Regions from separate parts of the Mus musculus genome. Here region 2 is linked to region 1. Evidence: chromatin loops called from intact Hi-C (ENCODE). Cell type or tissue: left cerebral cortex. All regions are shown on one strand. Links, peaks and the distances in the headings refer to the core of each region. The heading gives the core; the rest is flanking DNA.

What was found. Peaks named below come from ENCODE experiments on the same cell type or tissue, not always from the same donor. Only the 100,000 strongest peaks of a DNase experiment are listed, where the experiment ranks them.
Region 2: it touches region 1 in a loop (2.8-fold over the local background); 6 of 42 quality-filtered maps call a loop at or near these places.

Annotation. Positions count from the first base shown.
Region 1 is chr4:131,247,884-131,263,563 of GRCm38, forward strand. No RefSeq gene overlaps it. Among named protein-coding and RNA genes, the nearest start is that of Gm25261, 16 kb to the left of the region's middle. In left cerebral cortex, for the core only: CTCF peaks have their summits at 5,468 (motif pointing right) and 7,025; DNase peaks (open chromatin) are centred at 4,943, 5,481, 6,501 and 7,018; H3K4me3 peaks cover 517 bases.
Region 2 is chr4:131,106,031-131,121,710 of GRCm38, forward strand. No RefSeq gene overlaps it. Among named protein-coding and RNA genes, the nearest start is that of Gm35482, 34 kb to the left of the region's middle. In left cerebral cortex, for the core only: no CTCF peak of the experiment used is centred there; a DNase peak (open chromatin) is centred at 9,360.

The DNA of each region.
Region 1 (15,680 bases), core at 3,786-7,785:
GGACGGAAAAGGAAAATGTGCTCTGAGCGCCAGCATTCACCTCTCTCCGTGTCGTGACCTCAGATGCAACCTGACCAGCTGCCTCAGGATCCTGCTGCCACAACTCCTGTGCTGTGAGGGTCATACTCTAAACTGGGAGCCGAAATAAAAACCTTCCTACCCAAGGTTGCCTTCGTGGAGTATTGTGTCACAGCATTTAAAAAAGTAAATAACACACCAACCCAGCCAGAAAGAAACACCTCAGGAGACTGGACCATGTGCGGCCTCGAGCAGATGTCACCGGTGGGTACAGGCAAGCGTGTACCTGACTAGTGAGTGAGCAGCCGACTAGACTGTTGCTCTCGCATCTGGTTGGTTCCGCCTTCCGGCTGTTTCTCTTTCCATCTCACCTGGATTTGTGTCTGAACTGCCTTTATTTCTACACAGTCTCTCCCTGGACTGGACACCAGTGAGGCCAGTCTTGGATCCTCACAGCTAAGTAATCATAACAGAATGGTGTCTTTCAACCCAAGGGCAAAGGGAATGATGAACCGAGATTACACGCTTGTCTCTGAGCCAACCAATTGCTTCCTCTCCATTCCTATAGCTGTACGCGCCTGATACTCTGTGATGAGACCTGCTGAGCCACTGGGAACTGGCCCGCCAGAGAGCCATGGGTACATTCAGTGATCACTGTCCAACAGATTCCTGGCCCTGGACCTTTCTGGGCTGTCTGGTCACAGGGCACCTGTCTCAACAGGACAGATTTCCCCACAGCAGAGGGAGTTACTTCTTCTGTAAACGCAGCAGGGTCTCAACAGGAACACAACAGTGATCACCCACTGAGGGCGGTGCAGTGCGGAGGAGGACAGAGATGTGCGGGGCATGATCGATCTAGGCTTTTCAGACATGTGGTTCACACTGGGCTCAGGGCCTTGCAGAGGTAGCAGCGTTCACAGCAGGCTGGCCTTCCTGGACAACATTCTACAGAGGAGAGACAAGCAGCTGAAACCACTTCACTCTCAGAAGTTCACAGAGAGCTGGGCTGAGGACTGCTGTGAGGAGATCCTTTTAGCAAGGGTGAAAAAGCAAGGGACATCAGCATCAGCAGAACCAGCAGCATCAGCATCAGCATCAACATCTGGATCAGCATCAACATCTGGATCAGCATCAGGAGCATCAGCACGATCAGCATCAGATTCTTCATTACCAGCGTCAGAATCAGCAGCACTTGCATCAGCATCAGCATCAGAGCATCAGCATCTGCATCCGCATCTGGATCAGCACCAGCATCACCACCAGCCAGCAGAAGTACCAACCCAGCAGGCATGCCACCTACTGTGAGCTCAGCCCCCTGTGTGGCCCAGCCTCCTCAGTAAGGAGGAGATCCTAAACCTAGCATCAAACTCAGGCCTCAAGGACCTCCTCATCTCTCACCAGAGGGGTTCTACCTCCAAACTCACACCTTCCAAAATGTGAGGTCACTGCTGCATCTGTTCCCATCACATGCAACGACGATGTGTCACTGAGCAGCTGGAGTCATGGATAGGAGCACTGGCTGCTCTTGCAGAGGACCTGCGTTCGAGTCCCAGCACTGACATGATGGCTCACAGCAGTCTCTAACCCTAGTTCCAGGTGATCCAGTGCCCTCTTTGGCCTCCACAAGCACTGCACGCACACAGTGCACAGACACACACGCAGGTCAAGTACCCATACACATAAAACCAGAAAACTAAAATCTCCAAAAAATTGTTTTAAAGGAAACTGTCACCGAGTCAGGTATGGCAGCGCACAAGTCTGTAATCTCAACACTTGAAAGCAGAGGGAGGAGGATCAAGAATGAAAGGTCATCCTGTGCTACATAGTGGGGCTAGCCTGGGATATATATGACCATGTTGCAACAAAAACTGAAAGTGAAGGAGGGAGGGAGGGAAGAAGGGATAGGGAGGGAAGGAGAGAGAGGAGGGAGACTCAAAATGAACACGGCAGACAGAAGCTGTGGGTAGGGAGAACACAGCTTCCCACACCTGCAGGCTGCCTCAGCCATACCTCAGTCCTGATTGGAGCCAGGACATGGGAGCCCAGAAAGAAACCCACACTAGACTCCGAGTGACATGAGAAAGAGAAAGCGATTGTATCTGTCAGTGTAGTGTTGCCAACGGCTCCAGCAAGGCCTTTCACCATGCAATCCTGGCGTTCTTTGTGTTGGCTCAGTTTTCCTTTCTCTCCTGGAAGAGTGGTGACACACGTGGTGCAGCCACCTAGGCTCTCTCAACCATGACTGGAATTGTCATAACTTCAAGGCTCCACAGGCCCGCACTACAGTGTAGCAGGCAGGCAGCTGCGCTCTGATGCGGTTACGTAAGAGACCTTTGATTCTGGAGCCATCTGCTCCCACAACAGAGAATGTGTGTGTCCCCCAGCCCCCAAAAAATCTTGTTTAAAAAGGTTTGTCTTTAAAAGTCTGTGCTGATGAGAACCTGGTATGGCTGTCCCCCTCCAAGGCTCCGCCAGAGCCTGACCAATACAGATACAGTTACACTCAGCCAACCACTGGACAGACCATGAGGACCACAATGGAGGAGTTAGGGGGAGAACTGAAGGAGCTGAAGGGGTGTGCAGCCCTATAGGAAGAACAATAATATCAACCAACCAGACCCCCCCAGAGCTCCCAGGTACTAAACCACCAACCAAAGAGTATACTCAGAGGGACCCATGGCTCCAGCTGCACATGTAGCAGAGGATGGCCTTGTCGGGTATCAATGGTAGGGAAGGCCCTTGGTCCTGTGGAGGCTCAATGACCCAGGATAGAGGAATGCTAGGATGCTAAGGTGGGAGTGGGTGGGTGGGCTCCCTTATAGAAGCAGGGGGGAGGGGATAGGTGGTTGACGGGGCTGTGTTGGGGAAAACAGGGAAGAGGTATAGCATATGAAATATAAATAAATAAAATAACAACAAAAAACCCACCCCCCCCCAAAAAAAACCCCAAAAACCTCTGTGCTGTTTGTCAGGGAATTGCCACAGCACAGTCTGGCTACTTCTATACCAGCCTCACAAGCCAGGAGCCACATGTCCACCATGTTGTCCCTCTGTCGTGTCGGGAGGTCAAGCTCCTTACTGAGGTTGGTGATACTAGAACCTTGTGCCTCGGTGCTTCTGGCTGAAGACCATCCATCAGGACAGGGGACATGCTGTCCTAGGACCCAGGCCTTCCCCCTCTGCTCCTACTCTCAGATACAGTCACTTTCTTAAGAAAGCTTTGGGCCTCTGAGACCATGCAACAGATGAAGGCTTGATTCAGAGCCTGAGAACCAAAGTTTGAACCCCAGGACACACGTGGTGATGGGGAGAACTAGCCCAAGTTGTCCTCTGACCTCCACAGTGCACCATGGAGCACACACCCACCTCCCCATGACACGAAACAAATGAATAAACTTTGTCCTTAAAAGAAAGCCTCTCACTCTGGAGAGATGGCTCTGTAGTTAAGAGCACTTGTGGCTCTTGTATCTGGTTCAATTCCCAGCACCCACATGGCTGCTCCCACATGCTGTCTGTAACTCCAGTTCCAGGGATCTGACGCCCTCTGTTGGCTTCTGCGGTTAACACAACACACACACACACACACACACACACACACACACACACACACACACGGTATAGAGACATTCAGGCTGGCAAAATGCCCACATACATAAATTTTAATTTAATTTTTGAAAAGAAAGCCCCTTTCACATCTTCACAGCAGAGTGTACACGTGGGGTCTGATTGGCTGGGATTTCAGAGCGAGTCTCTCTGGTGTGTCTGCGGGCCTCAGTGTGGGTGGGAGATGATAGCCTCCCTTGAGTCCTCAGATTGGCAATGGATGCAGTGATCATGTGACTACTGGGAAGGCCAATGTTTTGCCTAAGTGTTTTTGCACTGCTGCCCCCAGCCAGGGTTATCCAGCATTTTGTCCCCGCATGCCAAGCAAGCATCTACTCTTTGAATGGAGCCCAGGCACCTGATGGGTCTTTGAAGGCCCTGTGTTACCCAACCACATCCACCCGCTGTAGCTTTACCTTAGGTTTTGGCACTCTCCTGGCCCCAGGCTCTCCCTGCAGGTCTCCCTGTGAGCCATGGTTCCTCTCACTTCCAGGCTCCCGAGCATGCTGGTCTCTTAGCCTGATGTTCCTTCTTCCCATGAGAGGCCTTGCTTTGTCTAGAGGACTTAGCTTTTGTACCCCCCACGGGAAGGCTGTCTGCTTCTCTTGTCTGTGCCCCCATTAATTCATTACTTACTTGTTTATTGTTTGTCTTAGGCCCTAGGCTGTGTGAGTTTCCTGGAAGCAGAAACAGCCTCTGGCTTGACTGGCACTATGTCCCTAGTGTTAGCCAAGAGCCCAGCACAGAGTAGCTGTTCAATAAAATGTGCACCCGAGCAGGTGCGGTGACTTTATTCTGTCCCTCATTTTCGAGTTCCAGTTTCCAAAGAACAGTCCCAGCAGGGGAACTCTATGACTAAAAGCTCCACCCACCCAAGACACTCCCCTGCCCGCCACGACCCAGAAGCCAATAGGAAGAGTTCATAAATGGGGAAACCGAGGCACAGAACAATCAATGTGCTTGCTTTAAGGTCTTCAGGGACTGGACCGGTGGCCTTTGGGCTGAGCTCCTGAGCCACGTGGGGTCACAGCTGTCTAAGGTCGGTCGGTTGGAGGTGTCCGGGAGTGCATCAAGCTGCTTCCTGGGGTCAGGCATGTGCTGAGGTGAACACAGATGAAATGCTCAGCTGCAGGACATGGGGGTATCCCCGAAAACAGCTCTGGAAGTGGGGCACACTGATGTTTAAGAGATGATAGAGAGATCTGAGGTGAGCATGCTCAAGTCATATCCTAGCAGCAAGAAGCAGGACCGATTGAGGAAGATGCCAGGCAGGGATCTCGGCAGCTAAGACATCTGTCTACTCCCACGCTGTGATTCCTGCACCACACCCTCGCTTCTGGAAGGCGGGAAGCAGGGTGGCCTCCTCTTTGTGGTTCCAAAGGCGATGAAGGGGGCTGGCTGGGCTTGGGTGACAGACACAGATGAAAATACAGGGCTTGCGGATGGCCAGACAGGAGTGGGTTTGAGGTGCGCAGGTGAACATTCTGCTTAATAACAAGCCCCAAGCGCCGGAGGCCAGCTATCCCGAAATCCCAAGCACGTGAATGCGAAGCCACACTGTACAGTGCCCAGCGCTCCAGGCTGAGCCCTGCTGCTGACACACTGCAGGGTGGACCCCGCAGCGCTGCGCTGGAGTCTGTTCTGAGCCGCTGCATTTGGACGAGTGCAGTGCGAGGCATGCAGCAGCAGACTCTCCTGGAGCTTTCTTGCTTCAATTCATTTCCACCGAGAGATTTTCTCAGTGAAGGAAATACTATCATTCTTCGAAAGTTTGGAACTGAAGTGGACTCTGCCATTTCTTTCTCCTCCGGTGCCTGGTGGAGCCCAGAGGGATTGAGCGCCGAGGCTGGCTGGGGACTGTAGCCATTAGAGGGCGACATTGGACCAGCAAAGACCGGTCTACGAGGCAGTGGGGCTTGCGGGGAGTTTCTGGACCCATTTCCTTTCCCACCCGCCACTCACACCCCTACTGTGACTTTGATTCCTAGAAAACCCTATAAAATCAGGGTCACACGCGACAGGGAGATGGATTCAATGCGGCTTCTCAAGTTGCCTGTCTTGTTATTTTTGGCCATTTCTTTGTTCTTATGGAGAATGGAGCAGCCTCTCTTCCTGCCTGCACTGGCCACTCAGAGACACCCTTGATAACTACTGATACGGGGTAGGGTAGGGGTCAATCCGCGCGTTTTAAAACCTCACCTAGGACAAGCCACAGCCTAGGAGAAAATAAGTACATATTTAATAAATTACATATGTTAAATCTCCAAAATATACAAAGAGCCCTCTAAAGACAACAATAATTTTTTAAAAAGTTGGCTGTAAAGGCTTTTCTCTGAGTACACACTTCTGCAAGGAAGAAAGATGGTGACAAGAGACATTCAACATCTGTAGCCATTTTTTTAACATGCAAAATAAAGCCACGGTGCACACCTCTTTACCCCCTGGAAAGCAAACTGCCCAGAGGTTGAGAAGGAAGGGGGGGGGGGGAGGAGAGAGACTGAATGGAGGTGGTTTAGGTACATTTATTATCCATGTAGCTATGCTGATTTCAGACATTTGTCAAACTCAACTGTCTGGTATGTTAAGTACATACAGGGTTTCCTGAATGCCCACAATAAGGCAATAAAGCCCCTTAAAATGTCACCACGTTTTGGACTCATCTAGCTGAGTGCCACAAGGACTGTCCTCACCTTCCTCCACATCTGGACTCTGCTGTCCAGCTTCTCAGTGGGAAGATGGCTGGTTTCAGCCTTGACTGAGGCCACAGGGCTCCCTGCAAGGCTTGAACAGAGAGCAGATGTGAAGCCACCGTGTGGCTGGCAGGCTGGCTGGCTCCTGTGTCACAACCACCACTGCGAGGACATGCCTAGTCCAGACTTTTGGAGGACAAGAGACACTAGGAATAGAGCCAAGGAATGCTGTCACCTCTGCCAAGGTCAGCCGCTGTAGCTTAGGTCACTCCTTGCAGCCAGGGTCAGCCGGAAGCCACGGGAAACTCAGGACACATGTGTCCAGCCAAGATCCACTGAGCTGCTGTCAACCGACAGCTGGCTCCAAAGAAGCACGCAGTAAATGTCTTGAACTCAGTCAGTGAACTTCTCTGAGATTGGCCAGGTGGACTGATTATAGGAAAACAAAAAAACAAACAAAACAAAAATAATAAAATAAAATAGAAACAAAATGGGATGAATAATGTAGAAAGGCTTCCTGGAGGAGGTGACGCCCACTGTTTGTTTGTTTGTTTGTTTGTTTGTTTTTCCAATCTGGCTGGCATTATAGCCCAGGCTGGCCTGGAACTCACACTCCATAACCAGGCTGTTCTAGGTCGTGAGGTGATCCACTTGCCTCTGCCTCTGAACACAGGCCTGAGCCACCACACCATGCTCCCCCTGGTGTTTAAAGCTGAGTGAGCCAGTCAGAAGAAACACCACGGAGGCTGTAGAAGAACAGCAAAGAGTCGAACCTGCAGACCTGGCGGGAACACAGTTCCAGAACTCAGTGCACCCTCCAGCGTGGGCAGAAGGAGGGAGAGTCCTGTTCACACCCCAGGGCACAGGATGCCATGCTAAGACAGTTTAAGGATTGGGGGGGGGCAGCATAGGCTTCCATGACGGTGACCTCTCCAGATGACCAGGGTGGAAGTTGGGTCAACACAGCTAAGTGAGTTTGTGTTCTCCCCTGAAGGTGCAAACCCCAGGTGAGCTAGTTGAAAGATGACCCCAGGGCATGGCTACTATAACTACTGCTTCCTTTCCATTCTAGAATTTTCCTCATGGTAAGAGTCTGTCTCAGTTCTCATAGATTCCTTGACCCAGGGCCGAGTTTAACCTTCACTGTGGCCCGGTGTATTAATTTAAAATTTTCACTCATTTGTAATGGTTTGCAAGTCCACACATATGGAATAATATCTCATTCTCTAAGTGCAGGCTGTGAGGAGCCCCTGGGAAGCCTGCACGGTTATTGTACTCACAGGAACCCCAGGCTTCCTCCTGCGTTATTGTGGGCTGATTACAGGATGCCTAATGCATCTCTTCATAATAGAACCACCTTTAATTAACATCATGGCCTGATTCAGGATGAATGATGTGTGTGTCTGACACAGGGAGGAGAGACAGCAAGAGGGCATACAATTGACACCAGAGAACAGTAGGCCTTTTACAGCCATGCTTGCCTCTGGGTTTCTCTGTCCTCTCCCATGAGTCAGAAGAGCCCTTTGTCACCTGCTGACGTCCCGCTGACTACAACCCTGGGGCGCATTTCCTCTCCCCCCAAAAAAAAGGGGAAGGTGGTTGTTTGACAGGAGCCGGGTCTCTCCTCTCAGACCCCAGGTCTCTCCTCTCAGACCCTCTTGAAGAGCCACCTTGCTCTTTCCCTTTTTCCTGCCTGAGGAGGAAGCCTCAGCAGGCACAGCCCTTCTGGCCCCTCCTCCATCTTCCCAGGCTCGCTGCATGCCAGTCATAAGCCTCTCAGAGCAACAAGTGGCAGGCAGTCACCTGTATTTGATGATATTCCCTGTTGGAAGCAGAGACTCCTTGTGTGAAAAGTCTCCAGAGCGGGACATCTCCTCCACTCAGCCCTCTCCATCTTCAACACTCCTCCTTCATTCTGTCCAAGCTGGGCGTTCTATTGCCGTGATGTGACACCATGACCAAAAGCAAGTGGAAGAGGAAAGAGTTTACTATTTGGCTTACACTTCCAGATCACTGTTTATCACTGAAGGAAGTCGGGACAGGAACTCAAACAGGGCAGGGACTTGAAGGCTGGAGCTGATGCAGAGAGGCTGTGGAGAAGTGCTGCTTACTGGGTGCTCCTCAAGGCTTGCTCCACCACCGGCCCAGAGATGACCCCACCCACAATACAAAATGGGGTGGGCACCCTCCCACCCCCATTAATCACTAATTAAGAAAATGCCTTCCAGGTTACCTACAGCCCAGCCTTATGGAGGTAATTCCTCAATTGGGATTGCCCCCTCTCTGATGACTCCAGCCTGTATCAAGTTGACATAAAATCAGGAAGAACACCATCTTAAGCCATAAAACATACAGTCCAGCATCACCATTGGGAGGCTGGGATGTGGGGGACTTCAGCTACTACCTTGCCCAGACATCCAGCCAGTATTCCAGTCAAGTATGCAGAGGCAACCACCTCCAGATGGAGGGAGCGGTGGGAACCCAGACCCTGAGGCAGGGGTTGCTGGTGAGTGAGGAGTAATAAAACCTTTGGCTTTCCGGGATCCCCCAGAGACTTTAAGGGTGTGGTGGGGGTAAGGAAAGGATTGCCCTCCTCAGGGGCAAGCAACTCAAGAGTAGGTTACAGGTACAGTGAGTGCTTTATTTAAGCTCAAATGTGTTGGGTTCAGCATTACTATGTGACCAGAGGGATCCAGGCATGACAAGAAATGGCCAAGGTAAGGACAGACTGACCCAACACCAGGGCAGTGGAGGCAAGTGAAGGTGCCAGGGTGCTTCCCTGGATAAGGGGGCACTTCTCTTTCCAAAGGCTGTCAACACTAAGGACTTGGCTGTGCATAAGTGCACTTACCTCTGGCTGAGGGGTACGTGGGCAGGAGGATGGATGTGTCAAGCAGAATGACACTCAGGTTCAGGGGTGTGACCTTGGCTTATAGAAGACATCAAGAAGATCCCCAAAAGGGTCACGACTTGATCAGGGTTTGTTCCGGCACCTAGGACTGAGCACAAAGGACATTGCCTGAAGGCCAGGCAGCATCAGGCTCAGGCACTGCCGAGCACAGAGCTCCTGGGAATGAGCTGTCTAAGTGGGACATTTGGCAGTAACACCCTCAAAACAGACCTGGGTGCTGAGGGTGGGGAGAGCAGGAGAAGGGCAGAGGGCCACCTAAGGCCTGTGTAGGACTCAGAAAACTTCTCAGAATTCTTACCCTTGTGTCTACTGCTCACCAGGCACCTACTATGTGCACCCAACTCACAGCCATTGATTCACTGATCACCTACTATGTGCACCCAACTGATAGTCATTTATTCACTAAGCGCCTACTGTGTGCACCCACCTCACACAGCCACACAGTTCACTGGTCACTTGCTGTGTGCAGTCTGCTTGCACAGGCATTTATTTTCTGAGTGCCTACTGTGTGCAGCCAGTTTACATAGACACTCACTGAGCTCCTGCAGTTTGCAACCATCTTTTTTTGTTTGTTTGCTTTTTGTTTTTGTTTTTGTTTTTTCGAGACAGGGTTTCTCTGTATAGCCCTGGCTGTCCTGGAACTCACTTTACTGTAGACCAGGCTGGCCTCGAACTCAGAAATCCACCTGCCTCTGCCTCCCGAGTGCTGGGATTAAAGGCGTGCGCCACCATGCCCGGCTTTTTTTTTTTTTTTTTTTTTTTAGTTTGCAGCCATCTTACACACTCCATTTCTCACTGAGCAAGAGGTCAGCTATAGTTTGGACAAGTGTGGTCTCCCAGTTCATGGCCTGTTGGTCAGGTAAAGATGTTGGGCAGTTACTAATGATAAAATACAGCATGTAGTCCGGATCATCGATGTTTATAGTATGAAGAAAACCAACCAAAAGGCGGGTGGGATGGCTCAGTGGATAAAGCACTCCCTCTGCAATGCTGAAGACATCAATCAGTCCAGCCCCTGGAGTCCATGTAAAGGAGGCAGGAGAGAACAGACTTCACAAAGTTGACCTCTGACCTCCACATGTGTGCCCACATGCGTCACAAGAACCTGACACTCTCTCTCGGGAGGAGCGGCCCTCCTGGGATTGAACTTAGGTTCAGGTAAGGACTCCGTGGGACCGTGATATATCATCTCCCAACGCGTTTCTGTAAATTAATTACAACAGCTGTTCTCCGCATCCTTTAATTGCAAAACCGGTTAAGCTTAACATGCTCAGCTGTGCCTGAGGGACGAGGAGGCAGGGGCCAGGCTGCCTCTGCAGAACCTGCCTTTTGCTGGAGGTTCACATTCCTCTATCAGACCCCAAAGTCCCCCATCCATGGGATCCTTGTAGGCTGTGAGTGATGTATTAAGGCGCTGGTTGCATCTCCAAGGAAACAGATCCTGAGTAAAGCCGTAGTGTCAGTTTCCTGGCACACGTGAGCCCAGCCTAAAAGTCCCCAGGAGTGTCCAGAATGACCCAACATGAACCCCTGTTCACAATGGCCCTGCACCGAATCCTCACTGCTTGACTGATGGGAATCTTAGATTTCCCTCAAGAAATCATGGGTCTCAAAAAGGCATTATGGCTACTACTGTGTGTTTGGAAATTAGAGGGGCACCTGGTATATGGCAAGCACTCAGTAGGAATGAATGAATGAATGAATGAATGAATGAATGAGGAAACAAGAGGGTGAGTGAAAGGATGGATGGATGATGGATGGAAGGATGGATGGATGTTTTCAGCTTCCTGAAAAGGGTTTACAAAGCCACTGTGGTGTGAGATAGGCAACATCAGGGCAGCCATGTGCTCTACACAGCTAGGTGGTTCTGAGATGGACCAGGCACTGCCAGCTTGCTCCAGAGACTCATTTATAAGTGGGTTTGGTTCAGGCATTGACTGTGTGTATTTGTTCTTAGAAACATTGGCACATCCACTCACATATACCCCTTCTGTCCCCTCTACCAGAGATGCTGAGAAGTTGATATTCCTCTCGTGGGGCATGGCAGCAATGCTATTGATGAGCACACTTCTCTGTGACTTGCTTTCCTCATTTCCTCAGGCTCTCAGGGTGTGGAGCCCGGGGGTGACAAGCTTCTCTCTGTGGACACAGTATCCACGCACACTGCCCAGTGTTGCTTGCTATCTGGCTCCAGAGCCTATGAGTGCATCAGGGCAAGCTGACAGTCATGAGGAGGAGGGACTAGTGTCTCTGTCTCTATTGAGGTGTACACAGCAACCAGACTGCCCCAGGACCCAGGGGCCAGCATGGCCTGGAAGAAATCAGTAGCTCCAAGGACTCTGGAGAGGAAGGCAGTGGCAGAAGGCAGGGGTGGGAAGGGCAGAGAGGAACGTGTAGTCTTCTTTCTCCTTCCAGAAGCCTCTTCCTTCACTCTTTAGGAGACCTTTAGGAGACCTAGATGACCCTGTCACACAGCAGCTGGGGAGATGTGCATACACTCATGGCAGGAGGTGACACTCAGGTGGCCTGTGCAATTGAGATTCCAGTGTGTGAAGGAGGGAGCCTTCCCATCTGTCACCGCTGAGTCTCCGGCACAGGAAATGCAGCTCTAATGGGAGGTGCCCAGCAAGGTTCCACAATCCCTCAACATACTGGGGAAGGCAGTGTAGGTCCCACGTTCTGTGGGTGCTAAGGTGAGGGTCTGAATCCTGCATTGTGTCTGCTGTCCTCTGAGGGTGATGAACGACGAGCAGACATCTCTAATGAGCCTGGAGTCAGCTATGAGCTGTCTGCTCTCCCAGCCTCCAGAGAAGGGCACCTATACGAATCTAGGACTCTGCAGAGACAGACTCTCCCAATTGGGCTCTCCAGGGGACTGAGTGGGCCTGGGTAGATGGCTCCCTGTGATATCCAAGCATCCCACACACGCCCCTGGGAAGTGAACAGAGGCCTCCGGATGGAACCTAAGACCGGGCCCGCTCTTTCCAGTCCCATCCAGCCATCTGCAGTCCAAGGAGGAGCGGGGTTGATTCAGTCCTCAGATCTAGTCCAACCCTGTTAAAGTGAGGTAGTAGGGACAGCATGATTTTCTGAAGCTCATCCTATGCTGAGCACCTGGTCCACCTTTCCTAGCACACTGCACTGGGCTGCAGCCTGCAGAGCCAGGAAGTGGCAGAGAATCTTGGCCAATCTTGCTTGGTGACTGACAGACTGGGCTTAAGTCATCTCTCAGCTGTGAGGCAAGACTTATCATCTCCCCTTCCTGCTTTTCCTTGTCTGTAGATTGAGGACCATAAGGCTTCACGTTGTGGGGTCACTATAACATTAAGCAAGCTAACAGTAACCCTTGGCACACGGGCAGTGCTCAAGATGGTAGATGTGTCACCACCATCGTCAGCTCCACCATCATTGCCGCCATCATCTGGCCCTTCTCTCTGCACACACTGAAATATTATATAATTGGGACCTATCTGTGCTCAGCGCTCCTTACTAACCATTCCTTAAATCATCAGCGTTTCCCCACACCATTGAAAATTCCTCAAAAGCCTGATGTTAATAGCTCTGTAATTGCACCTCATTTAGATGCACCATCGTTTACCCACGTCCCTCCCTCTGCTGCTTCCGTCAGATCCCCTGAGAATAGCAGAGCTTCCCCCGCAAATACCGTCGGAGGTGAATGTCCGGGATCAGCTTGCCTGAGTCTGCACCCACAGTGGGATCAGGACAGTGTGGGTAGAGGCCTTTCTAAGCGCATGGATTTTTATCACCTAATTCATTTTCCAGAGTTGCCTCCCATGACCAGCATCCATGAGGAAGCCGTCTCCCACCAGAGCCCCTGCCTGGCACATGCCCTTGCTTCCTATGGATGGAGTCACTCAATTGGATCCCTGGTGTTCCTCCCAGAATCCTGTCAGTTAGGATCCTAGGTTAGAGTCAGAGGCACTGGCTGGTCTCAAGGCTCTATAATGTTACCCTAGCTAAGGGATGCCCTGGTGGGTAGAGACCAGAGACAAGCAGGCAAGGACCACAGGAAGCCTAGAAACTTCCTGCCTGCGGGTGCTCAGCAGCTGAAGCAGCGTCCCTTGGCCCAGCTTCCTTGGCCTGCACAGCTGACTGGTCAAGATCCCACAGGCTTGCTTAGGGGCAGGGCAGAGCTCCTGAGACCTGCACAGGTGCCCAAGGGTCACATAAAGCTGATTCCCAGGGATCCTCCAGAGATTGTTAGTGGCTAAAGGAGGGGAGACTTTAGAGGCTTTCAAACAACAGAAGAAGCAGAGAGGAGAAAGCAAAGGTCAGCTGTCTCTAAGGCCAAGGGCAGGAAACACAGGGCTAACAGCAGGCAGCCCCGTGTGGGTGGGACCATCCGGGTGTATGTGGGAGGATCCCAGGCCAGTCAATTTATTATGGTGTTTTACTTATCATTTTAATATGCTTTAATTTTATTTTTGTAGTTACTTATTCAGTTGCTAAGGTAGGTTCTCATTGTAGCCCAGGCTGCCTTGGAACTCACTATGTAGCCCAGGCTGAGCTCAAACTCCTGTCCCTCTTCCCATGTTAGCTACCAGAAGGCTCAGATTACATAGACTGCCACCCCTGGGACAGCAATGTGAGGTGAGGTGAGTCAGGAACCCCCAGTCTCCCATCTATTTCCACAGATCCAGACCCCAGAGCTGAGTAGGCTCAGCACAGACCACCACAGGCCTCAGCTGTCCCCTCTCTGGGAATGAAAAGTTTCCCTGGTTTGGCAGCTCCAAGGTGCCAAGCTCAGCTCTTGGCACAGCAAACTTCACCCTCTTTCCTGATGCTCATGGGTTCCTGCCTTGTGCTTCTACCGAGTGAGCTTCTGCTGTAGCAGAGGTCAGGTGCATCTCACAAGATGCTGTGAGATGGGGAATGAGAGGGACAGAAAAGGAGGGGGTACGGAGGGGGGCAGACCCGCCACAGGCTCTACCTCTCACCACCAAAACTCTGCCTCATTTCCCATGAGCTGAAGCTTTGAAAACCATGCAGTCAGCAGAATGGGTCAGCCCTGGCCCATCAGCTTGTAGGTTGACCCTGGAAAGCACCGCCTCCTCTCTAAAGTCTCCCTTCCTCTGGAAAAACAGAGCCCTAAAATCAAATTTAAAAAGGTGGACGGGAAGCCAGGTCTCTAGATCCTGCCAGACCTGGGTTCCAATCCCCAGCCACCATCTGTTTTGCTGTGTAACCTTGGACAAATGCCTGCACCTCTCTGAGCTTTCCCTGTAATTACCTAGGATCGTCATAGATTCTGTTGCACAGGAAGGGTATGTTCAACCAGTGACTCCAACACACTTATTCAGTGCTAGGTATGCTGTGGAGTCTGGGGACTGTCACACTGGTATCCATTGTCAGGGGGACTTTGTGCCCTGTACCTTTCCAAGGCTCCTTGTTCTTGTTGTGTGAGCCTCCCTTTTCATTCCCCTCAACTGAGAAGCCAAGGCTGCTCACTGGGCACGGACCTGGGCACGGGAAGACAGCTGTGCTCTCCACGGGTTTGGTGTGCCCTTCTGACACCCACCTCATCTGTCTGTCTCCCAGGTACTGCCCACATCTCACTCAGGACCCATCTTTCTCTTGTACCTGGAACCCTCCTAACCTCACTCTCCTCTCCAGTGCCATGGGTGCTCACATGACTGGTGGCTCCCTCTCTGACCAGGGCTCTGAGGAAGGCTGTCTTCTGAGGTGTCTCCCAATGCAGCCATGGGGCCAGTGCACTCGGATGCTTTGAGGAGAGATGTGTCTGAAGTTTGGGTAGCTTTGAGGAGTCTGTGGAGAACAGTAGACAGGTCTGAAGGGAGGTCCATGACAGAGGGGACCTGGGTGGAGTCCTGGCCCTGGCACCTATGAGGTAGCTAACCTACAGCCTAGTTTTTTTTTTCCCCAATCTAGAAAATCAGGCAGAATAACAGTCTCTATTTCCCAGGGTTGCTATGGAAACAAAAGGACATGATGTGTACACAGCCCCAAGTACAGATCACGCATTGCCACTCACAGCGGGAGGAGGCGGCCAGGATTTTTGACACTCAGGCAATTTGAGATCCAAAATATCTGTGATTTTCGGAGCTCAAATCTCAGATTCAAGGCGGAGACTCAGATCTCTTCATTTCAGCCTGTTCCTCCCCTGAGTCTCGGGAGTGAGGGGGGCCCCACAGCCCCAGGTTCCACCTCTCCCTCTCCCCACCCCCACCCAGCAGTCCTGTCCCTGTCCCAGGCTGTCCATGTATCCATTGTACCCTTGGCTCACCCCTCTGTTTCCACCATCCTGACCGCTCCTGTCTCTGGACCATTTGGACCTAATCTGGTTAGATAAACTCTTTGGCTGGTACCTGGACCCCTCAGCGTCCCAGCCCCGCCTCATACTTCTGAGACTTCCCTCTGCCATTGGGGACCTCTGCTTCCCCAGTGCCAGACCCGCCTATGGCGTCATTCTGCCTCCT
Region 2 (15,680 bases), core at 7,194-11,193, 140 kb before region 1:
GCCTGTATACTCCACGTGCACTTAGGGTTGTGTACAAATAGCTGGGAGAAGCAGACACAATCTTGGGTGAGAGCCCAGTAACCCTCCTCACTCCCTCATGCTATGAGGGAGTGTTGACAGTCAACTTATTAGCCCAATGGTGATGGATTCTTACAAGGAGCCACATTCAATCTGATGAAGATGGTGGTTGCTTTGCTCGAAAGACCACAGTCTATATACCCAGTACGCAGCAGCCACACTTACTATACACATGGTTTAACTGCCAAGTGTAGAGGCTCCATGAAGCCTTGGTGTGATATCCATAGGGAGAACACAGACCCTGGGACATAGGTCCTCTCTTGCACAACACACTGAGCATGCTTTGAGCTGGAGGCCACTGAATGTGCTGGGCTCAGGGGACAAAGGGGTGATAGTGGGCATTTGCCATTGTTCTGCCTAAGCACACACCCTTGGGGACAGCTTTTCTCATCACACTGTGGCCAGTTTGTGTTCTGCTGTGTCACAGGGCTTGATTCTCAGAGAACACCTCAACAATGCATTGGAAGGAAGATGCCATGCCCAGTCTCTCCATGTGTGCACACTTGTGTATGTGAGTGTGCCTGCTTGAGAGAGAGTTGGAATTGGTCAGAGGGACCTGTGGATGCCAGGCAAGCACTCTGCCAGAGCTATACCCCAGCTCCTTTCTGTTCTTCTCAGTTCCCCTAAGCTACTCAGGCTGGCCTTGAACTCACTCTGTAGCCCAGACAGACTGTGAACATCCAATCCTCCTGCCTCAGCTTCCCTAGTCCCTTGGATCACACACTTGAATCTCTGGCCACTTTGGCCTCATGCTGCTGACCCAGCAGACAGGAAAAAGGTTCCTCTGCCACCTGGAATGATTGGTCACTGTTTCCAAGGGGAGCATGACCTACCGCTATGTCTCATAGCACATGTGTACCTATGTAGAGGTCATAGCGAAACCAGGGCCACACAAACATTCAGAGTAGTCAGTAAACAGTACTCAGTGCTTGTCTGAGTCCCTCCAGAAGTTAGAGAGCCCAATATAAGAGCTTTGGGCTGAGAGTGGGGACAGGTGACATGGAATTAAGAGGCAGGAGGCAGCTGCTCATCCTGGTGAAGGCCTCATGGCCAATTAGACAAGTGAGGGGGCTGTGGCAGTGTTGAGCACTCCCAATTTCCCTGCTGGATATTGCTGCTTGCTTATATGTTCTGGCCACTCTCCCCTCCCCCTCTCCCCATCTTCATTTTCTATACAAGTGCTAGGAAGCAAACTCCCTCAATAGAGTCTTCAGTAGCAGCATAGTCAGTGGGGCGTGACTGAATTTGAGGAGTAATTTGTAGCTAGCAGAGGGGCCTCGGGACTGTGTGCCTGCTCCATCTGTAGCCAGATCTTGCCCACTTGTAAGATTAGATAGCTGCCTCTTGTTAGATGGAAATACAGAGCTTGTTTTCTGTTGGCTGGGGTTCGGCTATGTGTGGAATTGTGTCTGTGGAAGGCGAGCAGGTGTGCACCATGCCAGTTACAAATGTCTTCGTCTCCGCTCCCAGGCACGCTTGGCTGCCCAGGGAGCGGAGAAATGGGTCTCGCTCTGTAAGGACTTTTCATTTTCCAGTTGGCTTGACATTAAACCTAGTCAGTAGAGGGCAGAGGAGGCACACTGCTGGAACGGGAGTTTCCTTCCTGGTTCTGGAGTGTTCTCTGGATCGTAGCGATTGCAGTAGGAGTAGCTGTCTCACCTGCTGCCCCTAAACACAGGTGGCTTCTTTAACATCCCCTGCCTTGGCCACCCTGCAGGGCACAGCGGCCAGCAGCAACCAGGGTGGCAGCCAAACCTGGTGGTGTTAAGGCCAAGAGTCTTCAGCGTTTGGTCTCCAGGCTGTTTTCCATGTTACTCTAGACAGTGGACGTCTGGCAAAGGGCACATTGCAGCACATTTCACGTACATGAATTCATTGCAACTTTTCTGATTGCAGCCACAAGACACCATCTTTAGGAGGCTCTGGGGGGTCATTCTCTGGGTGTTTCTCTGGCCCCAAGGTGGTGACTACTCCTCGTCTGGGCTGCTCCTCTTTTTAGACTCTTTTCTTTGCTCTTATTAGGCAACTTCACCAATCCATGGCTAGAGTGAATTAATGTCACTCTTGTAATCAAATATCCCCATTCAGACTGCTGTGGTTTCTGTGCACCGCCGTGTCCTCACTGCTACACCTGGACAGATGCACAGACAGAGCTCTATGCAGCTGTGGCAGGGAGGCAGGGGCGGGGAGGGGGGATACTCAGGTGTGCAGTTAATTGGCAGAGCTCATTTGGATCCAGCTCCAAATAGCTACAAAGTTGCCCCCCCCCCCTTCTTCCTGTATAGGCAGCAAAGTCTGCCGGGGCTGCCTTGAAGGTGACAGGGAAGCAGCAAGCATTACCTGTTTATTTATGTATTTATGGGAAATTGTGGAAAAGGTCTATTCCAGACAGCAAGAGTGCCAATAAAGAACCATTCAAGCCCAGAATTGATGAAGCTATGGGATTACGTGAAGGAGCAGGAGGGACTTGGAGGCAGTTACACTACAGGGAAGTCCCCTGAGCAACTTGCAGACAGTTGTAACACTGAGGAGTCCTATCCGCGGCAAGGACGACCCATCAGGAAAAAAAACGATTGGACCCACGAGCCCAACCCCTGTCAATTAGTCAGGTCTTATGCAACCTTGCAAAGGGGAGGGGCTTGGTAAGGATCTAGAAGACTTCTGAGCCCCATGAGCTTCTCCATCCTTCCACAAGGTGTCAATAGGCCCCATCAGTGTAGGTGCTAATTTAAGATGGTGACAGTCATGTCCAACCTGGAGGAGACAGGCAGGCAACACCAAGGAGGGCTCTGAGGGGCAGAGGGAGAGACTCTCTCTCTCCTTGGCGTGCACAAGCCTCTAAAAAGGGTCCCTACAAAGACCTTCCAGCCACCCATCCTGCCATCTGTAATGAGGCCCTGCGAAGGATGTGCAGGCCACTTAGGGGTGATTGGAGGGACTGGTGGTCCTCCCCGCCACCCCCTGCCTTTCATGGGCACTGGGCATCCTCAGCTTCCAAGGCTGGATTTTAGCGATTGCAACATTCAGCATGCCAGCTGAAGTCCCTTCCCCGAGGAGCCTATTAAACAAACTCAGGAATTAGTGTGCAGTCTTAACACTTGTTAAGTGCTCTGAGGAGAGGAAATGGGTTGAGAGGGAGAATCTAATTTAGAGGGGGCAGGAAAGTTCTCGGTGAGGGGTGTCAAGGTAGGAAACTTGAAGTATGAGGAGGTTGGGTGGTGGTGGTGGTGGTGGGAGACACCAGCCTGGGACCAGAAGCTTCAGGAGAGCAGGGGTTGGATCCTGGAGCTGGGGAGTGTTGGCAGCTGAGCCCAGGCTACTGGGGATGAGTCGGCTAAGTGTCAGCATGGGGAGAAAAGGGAGCGAACATAGAGGTCAGGGAGGGGCTGGGTGTGGCTGGGGTGGAAAGGAAGGGTAGAAGGAGAGAAAGGTGGAACTTGGCTGCTGGTGGGGAGTAGCATGGCCCTGCTGTGGCCTTGATGAAGGTGGGATATGAGGCTGCCCCTTGGGTCCTTCTGAGATCACTGGGTACTTAGTGCTGAGTCTAAGGGAGCCCTGGCCCCACACATGCAATCAAAAAGGTATCAAGTCTGGGACTACACTCCCACATGTGTGGCAGGGCATGGGTGGGTCAGAAAAAGCCTGGCCTATGCCTGTGGGTCTGCTCTGACAAGCAATGACCCTGGGCTGCCTCCTCCCTTAGTCAGACCCGGAAGAGAATGAGGCTGAAGATGGCAGAGGTCTGTGTACTGGGTGACCTCCAGTGAGGTTTCACATGGGTTGTCCAGAGAGGACCTGGAGCCCGTCCCCCACCCCAATAAAAACATGTGGGTCTTGCCTGCGTCTCAGCTGGGCTGTAGAGCCTGCCCCTCCTCACTGTGATTAATTCAGTTTGGTAAAGCAGCATTTACGCTGGGAATTTAATCGTCATTTCTGATGGTGAAGGAATTGAAAAATAAATTGAAAGTGTCAGACGATGCATTAGGACGAGTGATGGAGCAGAAGCGGCCACCCTCCCAGCCTCCCCATTGGGCGGTTCATGGGCCCAAGAAATTAGCCAAGTTGCTGTTGGAGCAAGATGATGGCAGGATCAAGGACCAAGGTGACAAGGAGAGACACAGAGGGATGGAGTCAAAGAAAGGAGGATTCCCACTGAGGCAGGGGATTCCCACAGAGGTAGGGCAATCTCTGGGCACCAGGCCCTGCCCCTCATCCAAGGAGGAGATGAGCAGCAGCAGGGATCTGCCCACAATGCCTCTTGTTATATAGACCAGGAGGCTGAGGTCAAGGTCCCTGCCTTCTGCCACCAGGCCAGAGAACACGAAAGGGGCTCACCAGTTCTGCCTGAGGTCTGTGCCAGCAGTAAGAACACAGCAAGGCAAGATCACAGTCCCAAAGAAGTGAGTGTCTTCATGGGGAGTGGAGAGAGACCCATGACAGACATGACAATGAGCCAATAAGCCGGATGACTTCTGAAACTCTCAGAGGAATGACGGGCAGGAAATCAACCAGGCAAGGGCAGTGAGGAGCTGTGAGGAGCCTCTGGGGTTTGCATAGAGTTGACACCAGGCAGAGATTCTGCATGAGGTAGAGCTGCCAGACACAGGTCAAGAGTCAAGGATCAAGGGTCAAGGGTCAAGGGTCAAGGGTCAAGGGCAAGGGCAAGGGGAAAGTGTTCCAGTTTGGAATGGTGAACTTGAAGACCTTGGAACCATTTAGAAATGACAGGAAGCCCACAGACTAGTGAAGGTATGTGGGGGTTGTTTAGGAAAAGAGGCAATGGCTGGGCCGTGATGGGGACTCTGGGATTATCCTCGGTGCAGAAGGAATCCACGGGACAGACAGAGTTTGGAGCAGACAGACATGCCGTAGGACGTTCACATCGTCACAGTGACTGCTGAGGCAATGGGGAAAGCTAGGGGCAGAAGAGGACCCAGCAGGAGACACTGCAGACACCAGACTGGACCAGAGCGGGAGGAGAGAAGCACCCATCCCCCACTATCCTCATGAGTACCAGGTTTTCAGATTAGTTAGGGTCTGAAGGCAGCGGTGGTCGCTTCTTCTCGCCTACTTTTTAAAAAAATTTTTTGTCAGCGAAAACTCACCAGCTTGCTTTCCTTTAAGATAACCACTTTATTTCTCAGCTTGGTGGTTTGGATGTTTCCACTCTGCTAACGTTGGTGTGAGTTTCAGGGGTTCATTGCCCTATTTTAGGCCTCAGTTGTTGAGGAAATGGAATGGAACTCTTCTGGTGTGAACACCCTACACTGTGAGAGCCGTGCCTGCCTCCCTTCCAGCCTGGCCAGGCTTCCCCGGTCCTCTTCCTCCTTCCCACTCTTCTGCCCTCCAGCTCCGCAGATGAGGCAGCCACAGCCTGTTAGCTGCTTGACCAGGCCCAGCTGCAGGCTTCCTCGGGTGAACCCTGGGCTGCGGTCTGTTAGCACGCAGGCTGGAAGGAGTGCCCCTGGTTCTGGAAGTTCAAGTGTGGGCCAATGAAGGGAGGATTGAGGAGGCAGAGGACTTCGGGGGTGGAAGGACTGCTGAGGAGGGGCTTATAGGTGGGAGGAGGGACAGCTCATCTAGAAGAAATGTACCTGCTGCATGGCTTCTGATATTTAGCACCTGAGCGACTACCAGGTTCAGTTTCTGGCAGAAAATCACAGCTGTCCTGAGTTAGAACATGTATGCACACATATCACAGCTGTCCTGAGTTAGAAAATGTATGTACACATATCACAGCTGTCCTGAGTTAGAACATGTATGCACACATACACACATTCATGTTTCACACGTGCTTACCCACATACTCATGCACATACATTCAGAGACAAACAGACTTATGTCTAGAAATGCTTGAAATACACATATAGGTTCACACACTCATGCACAAATACACACATGTATACAAAAATACATGCTCACACACTCAAGAATAGACACACATATACCGACATACACATTTATGTACACACTCACATGCAGATGCACATACATGCTCACACATGCACATACTCAGGTACAGATCAACACACCTATAGTCATGTGCAGGCAAATGCTCATACATATCCATGACGCTCACACATATACATTCATATAGATACACACAGACACACTCATATATAAGCACACACCCATGTACAGAAATACATGCATACACATACGTACCCATATGGACACACACACATGAATATGTGCTTACATGCATGTCTAGACACACATGCTCATTCACATGTATCCAATGCACATACACACATGTCACATACAGACACACATTCACACATACACATGCTGAAACATGTACTCATGCTTATGTGTATACAAAGTCATGCACCCTCATAGACACTCATGTTCAATGACACGCACTCCTCACCCTCAGGGTATCATACATCCATTTGACCCTAAGTCTTCCCTCTGTGGGAACACCCTCTTCACCAGCCCTGTTTTCAGGTGGGCTACAAGACTCACCAGCAGATGGAGAGCTGTCAGGAGCGATGGGGGGAGGGGCTGACTTTCACTTTTATTATCTGTGCCAGGACCCAATTTTTCAGGTGATAATTATAATAATTGAAAATGCTGTTATCAGGACTGGGTAGGGGGCACAGTGCACAGCTGGCTACAGGGCGGTGAGCAGGTGGCGTTCTGGTAATGAATGATTGTGCCTCCCTTTCCCAGGCACTTCCCATAAGACTAGAAGGGCAGGCAGTGAGCTCAAAAGGGAAGCTGAGGGTGGCTCCGAGCCCTGGCTGTGGAGCCCAACCTCTGCCTGGTGCTGACTCTGCGCTTGAAGAAGTGACCTGACTCAGTTTTCTTGTCTGTAAAACATACCGAGGAACGTGCCTCTGTCAGACTCTTTGCGAGGTTCTAGAAGAGAGGGCCACAGGAGGCTCCAGGCAATGGCTAGAACACTGAGGCTGCGGGGGTAAATTAACACTGGTAAGTGCTGGGTGGGAGCTGACTTTGCTCCTCAAAGCAGGGGCAGTGGGGCGGGGGGGGGGGGGACACGGACTTCAGGTCTGATCCTTGGTGGTTCAAAGTCTTACATGCATCTCTGAGCCTCACTTTCTGTATCTGTAAATTGGGGATGACAGCCTTACCCCTGGCTGCTGTGAGGACTGGATGTAGTCATCAGTTTGCCACCCAGCACCTCACAGGGGTTGACAGCAGCATCTGTGCTCTAGGTCTACTCTCAACTTCCTTTCTGACCTCCTCCTTTGGTACCTAGAAGCCTCTGGTACCTGTTTTTGCATCATGGCCCCAAGGGCTACCATTAGGCCCCAAGATGAGGATACAAACACTGGCTGAGGCTATCAGTGATGTTGGGGTGGCTCTCAGGAGTTTCTGACCAATCCCAGCAGCACACACCTGGAGAGCTCTGCTCTGCACTCCCCAGCGACTCCACTGGCCAACAGCTGTGGTTTTCTTGTAGGACAAATGAGATCCCTGCACCTGGCACCCCAGGAGTTCTGGGCTAAGAGCTTTAGTCAGACTCTAGCTAGAGCTGATGGGAATTTTTGACACCCAAAGCTCTGTTGTCAGTGACAGGGGTCATTTGTGACCAAGGATACCTCTTCCCTCCTGCCCTAGCTACAGCACAGAACCTGGGACAGTCTAGGACTGTCCTCAGGTGTGGCCCTCCTGCCTACACTTACCCTTCTAACCCAGGAATTCGGGTTCTGGGTTCTGATTCTTTCCGGTGAATACTTAATGGCTTCCAGGATGGGCTGCGAATGGCAATTGGCGCTCCCAGCCCTGCACAGCTCATCCTCTGCAGGGCCACCTAATGAGCACACGCTCCGGTGTGCTTCAGAGCCAAACGCAAATGAGAAACATTCCATGCTATCATTTAATTAGCTGTGGAAGGTGGAGCGGGATGTACAAGCCAGGAGATGGGGGTGGGGGCGAGGGACTGCAGAGAAAAGGAGAGAGCAAGAAAAGGGAGAGTGCAGGGGGGTGGGGAGCAGGGAGTGAGGAGGAGATGGGAGCTGGGGCTAAGGTTTCAGTTCACTCCCAGGGATGCTAGGGTTCACTCCCAGGAGAGGGCGGGATGGGGCAGGACCTAAGGATTGTGGCTGCTGGGGGAGAGGTGGTACTGAGTGAGTGATTGCTCAAGGTCAGCTGTGTTTGTGAGTGCCATGTGTCTTTGTACCCATGTACTTGTGGGTCTGATGTGCTCATGTGAGAGTGTGTGGTCATATAAGTGTGAGTCAGGATTTAGTGCAAGAGTGAGAGCATAGGTGTGTGAGTGATTGTATGTGGACTCAGGATCTATGAGAACACCCATGTTCGCCCATGCCCATCTGCACACATGTGCTTATGAATACATACATGAGTGTTTGAGTGTAGGCGTGGGATAGAGATGTGAACTCACATGAATGTTTTGTGAGCACAGGCAAATATGGTTTTTTGGGGGGAGGGTGTCTGAGTGCAAATGTAAGTGAAAACATAAGCTCATGTAAGAGTGCCTGTGAGTGTGTAAAGTATATGCATGTGAGCTCAGTGAGAGTTATAGCAGCAGCATGCTCACACTTCCAGGAAAGGGGCCTGTGGCCTTGGTGGTGCAAGCAGACAGTCCTGCGGCTGTTTTCCTCCTATAGATGGTCTGTGATGCTGCCAACACAGGATAAATCCAGAAAATCCATGTTCAGGAAAGATGCATTTGATTCTCTAGGAAGAATCCAGCCATGGCTGGAGCTATTAACTCATGAATCCTTTCTTCAGTGAATGAGCCAAATGAAATGGCCAAAAATTTTTTTTTTCTCCTGAGGGTGAGCAAGCCCCAAAAGAGAAGGGCTGTAACAGTAAAGGCGACCAAGCAATGGTAGGTATCTGAAGCAGTGTGGGAGGCACAGTGTACCAATGGGCCAGTCCCAGTGGATGGGGGTACTGACAATATGCAAGCAAACATGGAGCAAGACGTCAGAAGAAGATGGGTCTCAGTTTCCAGCTGCCTACTACACCTTGCTCTGCTCATCTCTAAGCCATAAAGAAGGCCAGCGAAACCCACCTAGTCTGGTATCTTTTAAATTTTAAATTAGTTTGATTAACTTTGTTATATAATTCTACTTTATTGTTTTATCATTTCATCGGATTTGCCAAGTGATCTATAAATACATTCTCTTGAGGACTGTCTGTCCCTGAACAGCTTGTATGGGGCAGGAAAGACTTCGTGCTAGAAAATTCTTGATTTCCTAAGGTCCCAGAGTCTATACCCTCATTTCTGGCAGCAAGGGTGAACTGCATTTAACCAGAGAATTCTCTCCAGAAATCAAGGAACCAGGGAAAGGAAGGGTTGTGAAAAGAACACCCAGGAAACTGTCCGAGGTTCTGAAACACAGCAGCAAGCTATGGCAGGGAGCTGTCCGAGGTGCTAAAAACCCAGCAGCAAGCGACAGCAGAGTCCAGGACAAGTTATGTCTCCACCCTCTGTTTAGCCCAGTTCCCCAGTCATCTCCTCACGACTCAATCCATTGGTTGTCCTGTGCTCACCCAACTGTTGGTTGGAATAGAATATATGGAAAGCTGGGAACCACCAGGATTCAACCCATTTGTCATCGTCTGACCCAACTGCCTTCCATAATTGTTGTTTGTTGCATTTTAGATGTTAGAGTGTAACCATGTAAGGTGTGATGCAGAACTCTCACATGTGTCTGCCATGCCCTCAGATCTCTCCCTCTATGAGTCTGTACTCGAGGATGTGGGACCCAGTTCCTTCCACCAAGCATGGGAAATCTACCTCCTCTACCTTGGCTGGCTGATAGATGTACCCCAGGCAACAAGAGCAAATGCAAGCATGAGACAGAGACTCTCGACACCCTTAAATGCTTTAACTCTCTCCATCATGATGAACTTACAGAGGTGGGAATGATCCCAAGATAATCTGATAGTGGAGAGTTGGGAGTTCCCATGACAACTAACCGACATGTCATGACACCATCACAGAAGGCCCAGCAGCAGTGGACAGCTCATTGACCACAGATCCACAAGGAAGTAACAGAGAGAGCTTTGACTTGACCAACTGCACACCCAAACCAGGACAACTAGGAGCCAGCTGCATGTTCATCATCCCCATGCAGCCAACTCTCTGATCCAGCTTCAGTATGGTCCCCCCCCCCCGCCCCCGAAAGCTGCTTTGTCACTCTGAGAGGGACTCAAGATTCCAGCTTCTATCATTTCAGGCCAGCTCATATTACTTGAACTGTAAAGAACATGATGCCTTGTTTTCTTCCTGTGGACTGTGTTGATGGTACTCATACCCATCTTCTGGGGTGGGCTTGCACATGCCATTCTGTTCCATTCATTGTCTTCTGGTGGGAGCCAGGCTAATCCAAGGCTTTCCCTAGGCCCTGATGAATGAAGGAACACAACTCCTTTTCAAAAGCTAGGAGTGTGCTTGGAAGGACCAGTAAAACCCCGGGGCCAGGGGCTTTGGGGGTGCTGTGGGCTTGAATTCTAAGGATCCGGCTTCTTCCCCAGGAGAGATTGGGGTTAACAATCTGAAGGTCTCTTAACACGTGGTCTGTGGTCTCGTGGTCTGTGGTGCACTTGAGATACCCTGTGGTCCCTTTGTGCATGCTGCTTAAGTAGCTTCCCGCTGACTTTGTCCTGTTATATGATCACTTTCTGCCAACTCTGTCCATTTTTTCCCACTGAAAACTGTACTTTCTGATAAACATTCTTGGCATAAGACATAGCTTGTGCGAGACCTCCTGACCCCAGCTTTCCTATCTTCTCTTTTCTTTTCATCTCCTGGTCCTCTTTCTCAGGAACCTGTCACTGAAGAAGGCCTTGCTGGTCCAGGTCAATCTCCACAATGTATCTTCTGTTCTCTACAAAGACAGGCTCCAGGCTGTCATTTTTGACTACAGTGAGTACAGTGTCTGTGAATCTCCCATACGTGTGACATGGGGCAATGTGCTCAGTTCTTCAGGGTATATGCTTTTCATTTCTTTTGTGAGACAGTCTGTGGCCATATCACCCAATCTCATCTTTTTTTTTTTTTTTTTTTTTTTGAGACAAGGTCTCATGTGTTGCAGGCTGGTCTCAAACTTGGTGTGTGGCTGGGGATGACCTTGAATTTAGGATCCCCCTGCCTCTACCCCACCCCCAAGTGCTGGGATTACAGGCATGCACCACCATTCACAGTTTACATAGTGCTGGGGATTGAATCTAGGGTCTCATGCAACCTAGACAAATACTCTACCAACTGAGCCCCTAGGCATATGCTGTCTTTGACTGGCATTCCAGACTGCTCTTATACCCCAAGTAGCTCACTCTGAATTCAGAGATGAGGCCTTTACAAGAATAATTTTAGGTTAAAATGGGGTCCTGTGATGATGTCTTTGTTTACAGTTCAAGACTAACTTGATGGTTCTTGATGAAACTTCTTGTTTATTTATGTACTTGCTTATTCCTTAGTGAGATAGAGTTTCACTAAGTTGTCCATGCTGGTCTTGAATTCATCCTGTGGCCCAGGCAGGTCTTAAACACAGGATCCTCCTGCCTCAGCTCCTTGAGTAGGATTATAGGTCTTCATTGGCACTCCTGGCTTGGTGATTTGTTTAAATGTGGTCTTTTCCCTTTCGTGTGGTGTGTTTTGGGGAGACCGAGCCATTGGTGCTGCCTGCTGTACTGCAGCACCCAGGTCGGTGGGCACACAGCTGGACAGTCTTTAGCTTCTGGTTTGCAGCCCCTCCTACCTGTCACCACCTTCTGTGGCTCCAGGGCTCTGTGACAGAGGTGGGGTTGCTAGGCAGGCACTTGCTTTTCTGCAGACAATTAGGGGGAGATGGCTTCTAGAAAGAGCTTCCATGATTAACTCAAATGAAGTGTAAAATTGTTTTTGGTTTAAAGGCTTTGCTTACTGAGGGATCAAGTGGTAGGAGCGACAGGCAGAGGAGGGAGGGTCCCGGCAGCCACTATGCTGTCCCTACTCCTCAGTTTGCAGACCTTGGCAAACTGTGTGACATGTGCTGGGCTCCAATCTGGCAGCCACTAGGGTGAGAACCTTAGAGAGCTCATAACCTAGACTGGAAGGGATCCTTCACCTGGGCAGGTGGGTGGAAAGCAGGTGATATTATACAGTTGCCCTGGGTTCTTATCCCATCTGTGCCACATCCTGACCAAGTGTTCTGGATGCCTGCTTTGGTCTTTGAATCCTGGTTGCCTAACTACAGGATGGGACAGTTACCCCAGGGTCACTGGGAGTGCTGAGTAAGGCAGTCATTTTAAGCCACAGCCCAAGGCTGGGCACAGAGTGTGCTCAACAAAAGCCCTGGGCTGGAACAAACCTGTGTAGAGGGCTGGGTGGGGCAGAAGAGCCTGGGAAGGGGGTGGCACGGAGTCAGGACTCCGGTAGGCTTGCAAGATTGATGCTAAAAGGTGAAACACACAGGCTGAGGCCCCACAGCCAGGTCACAGGGGCCCTGTGGTCTCTGCTGGGTCTGGTGTGAGTGTGAGAGCTATGGGAGGGCTCTGTGGAGCCTATGAGGGGGGCAAAGAGCTTGCGTCCTGGTGGTCAAGGCATGCCAGTGTTTGAGGTGTGAAGACAGTGCCTGCCACTGGGTAAGGATTATGTAGTCAGGGTCAGAGGTCAGAGAGGTCAAGAGGTCAGGTCTGGAAACTAGGGACCTGCTGCTGGGAAGCAGATGGTAGCAGTGCTGAACTGGACCAGAACCTAAGAAGTAACAGATGTCTGGGCCAGAGATTCTCTGTAACAGGTCTTCGGGGAGGGAGGAGAGGGCCGGTCTGGATTGTGGAGAGGGCCAAGAATGATTAGGCCTTCCAGCTGCTCTCCATTTGAGGGAGTTGCTGCTCAGACTCCAGGTTCAGCCTGACCAAACTTAGGGCATACAGAGTTGTAAGGCTTTTCTCTCCGTCCCAGCAGCCCTGGAAGGTGGCTTGGTGTGTGTCACATGATCTTTCCATGTAGTTAGTTAATGCATGCTCTCTGGGTAGCTCCCCTTGCAGAGAGAGGGTATAGCTAGCCCCCCTGTATGGTTAGAACCACAGGAGTCCAAAACAAGAAAGTGGGGACAGGATAAAAAAGACAGATTCTGAGGTACTGTTGAGACAGGCAGACAGACATTGACTTAGTAAGGGAGCAAGAAGTAGAGGTGGCAGCAGAGAAGGCCTGGGGCATCAATGGCCCCTTCTACTGACCCAGTCACCAGGTCTCTGACACCCCACCTTCTCAGTGCCTGCTCTCCCCAGATAAAAGAAATCACTTTACCCAATGAATGTGATTGGGAACAAGAAAGCCGGAGGAGTCTCAGGAGACTGGATGGAGGCAAAGGTCATCTCTCTGCAAACAGCCAGAATTTGGTTTAAATTAGAGGTGAGAATTTGTACCATGCTCACAGAGAACCCATGCTTGGTTGCCACCACCCATGCTGGATGACTCACGACTGCCTGTGATTCCAGTTCCAGGGGGTTTAACGTCCCCCTTTAGCCTCTGTAGTTCACTGGATTCATGTGGACAAACCCACACACATAAGCACAGAATTTTAAAAAACAAATCAAAACAACACAAAACAAAAGTAAGACCAAGAAACTGAAACAAGTAGTATTCCTGCTAACCTGACCAGGAGCTGGCTTAGGATCCTGGCTTAGGGAGAGTTCTGGACTCCAGCCAAAGGTGTGCTGCTCTCTTGGTAAGAAGCAAAGATACGCACCACCAACCCCAACCTTGGAACAGGGCATCCTTCCAGGAACTGCCATGCAGAAACTCTAAGTAGTGAGGTTAAGGGTGTAACCCAGACTCACTAGCCCTAGTCTGGTCCCTGTGCTCAGTTCTCTAAGGAGAGCTCAGCTCCCAGAGGTGAGGAGTGAGGACGGTCTCTGTTGAAGTTTTGTCATCTACCTTTTATTGTAGTGCTAAGTGCTGGCCTCCAAGATTTGGACCCAACCCCCTGTCAATTCCGATTGGTAAATAAAAATGCCAGCAGCCAAGAACTGGGGAGAAGAGACATAGGCAGAGTCTAGGTTTCCCAGGCTTGGGACCTAAAAGGAAGAGAGAGAGGAGAGAGCAGCCATGGGACAGAGAAGCAAGAAGAGTCACCATGGCCTCTGGGCGAAGAGAACGTGGCAAGAGGGCTGCCCAATTGGGTTTAAAGCAGCCAAGATGGAACATAGCAAATAGTAAGTGAGAATTTGGGGTTATCAACGGGAAAGTAGATTCTAACAGCATGGAAAGTAGGCAGCTGCCCAGCCGTGCTGTTTAAGGCATATTGAAATATATAAGGCTGTGTGTGTCTTTCATTTGGGAAGTAAATGGTCTAAGGTAGAAAGGAACCCTGTACTCAGGATATTTTTTTGCAACATCCTCTAATGGGATGCCCCCCTTCTCTTTCTTTCTCTCCACCTACTGTCTCTCTAGGCCAGAAGAGGCTGGAAACAGGACCCAGGGTTCCAGAGCTCCAGACAAGTGCCCCACAGAGCTACCTCTCTGAGCCCCCAGCCTGGGCTGGGCAGGGGAGGTTAAGGCTGGAGCTGCCTTGGCAGTTAGTGTTGATCTTGCAGTTTCCAAAGGCCTTGGGAGTTCCTGGAGCAAACATTTTCTCTCCTAAGAACACTGCAGCAGATTAAGGATGGGGCGCGTCTCCACGGTAGCATTAAAGAGCAGCATTCATTACCAGTGGTGGTCTAGCCTGGTAGCTAGAATAACTCTCCTAGAGTTGAGCCTGTGTGAGGATCTGGCTCTCCCAGCCCTGCTGGCCACAAGCTTGGCCAGGTTTCTTTGGCCAGGGGAGTGGTAATGTGTGCCAAGATGACAGACTGCACGGTCATGGACACAGGTTGGTTTCAGCTTCATGTGAGAAAGATCTGCCCAGCCCTGTGGACCACTGGCAGCCATTCACTGAGGAGGGGGTGGAGGGAGCTTTATATCAGGGGCTTTAACCAGCTCTATAGCTCTAGCTCTGTAGCATCACGGGTGGGTGTAATGAACTTCTGTGAGAATGGAGTCATCAGAAATGGATTGGCTTTGCTCTGCCTAAGGCTGTACTATGACCTATGAGTCCAATCTGGGCCAACATCCAGAATGTAATACTTTGTGATACATGAAATTGTACAAAATCCAGTGTCCGAGTTTGGGAGTGCATTTTTATTAGATACAGCCAAAGCTTGTTTTTCACAGATTTCTCTTTGCATTAGATCTGGAATGTTCCTTAGAAGGCCGTATTTTGAAGGCTCAGCTCCCAGTATATCCTTCCCCAAAGGGCAGTGGTGAACCTGTGAGAGACGGGGCCTGGTGGGAGCTGTCAGGTCACTGGTGTGTATCCTGGGAGGGGCTTGGGGGACCCTGGTGTCTTTCCTTTGGTTTCTTTTTTGGATCCTGCCCTAGGATAAGGGTTTTAACTACATCGTATTCCCAATCCACGGTGCGTTGGATCACCACAAGCCCAAAGCAATGATGCCAGCCAACCATGGACCGAAACCTTCCCAAATTGATGTAAATAAAGCTTCCTTCTTCATTACTTGGCTATCTCAAATACTTTGTTACAGTAATGGAAAGTAGAGAGGGAAGGAGAGAGAGAGAGAGAGAGAGAGAGAGAGAGAGAGAGAGAGAGAGAGAGAGAGAGAGAGAATAATCTTTGAAGCCTGAA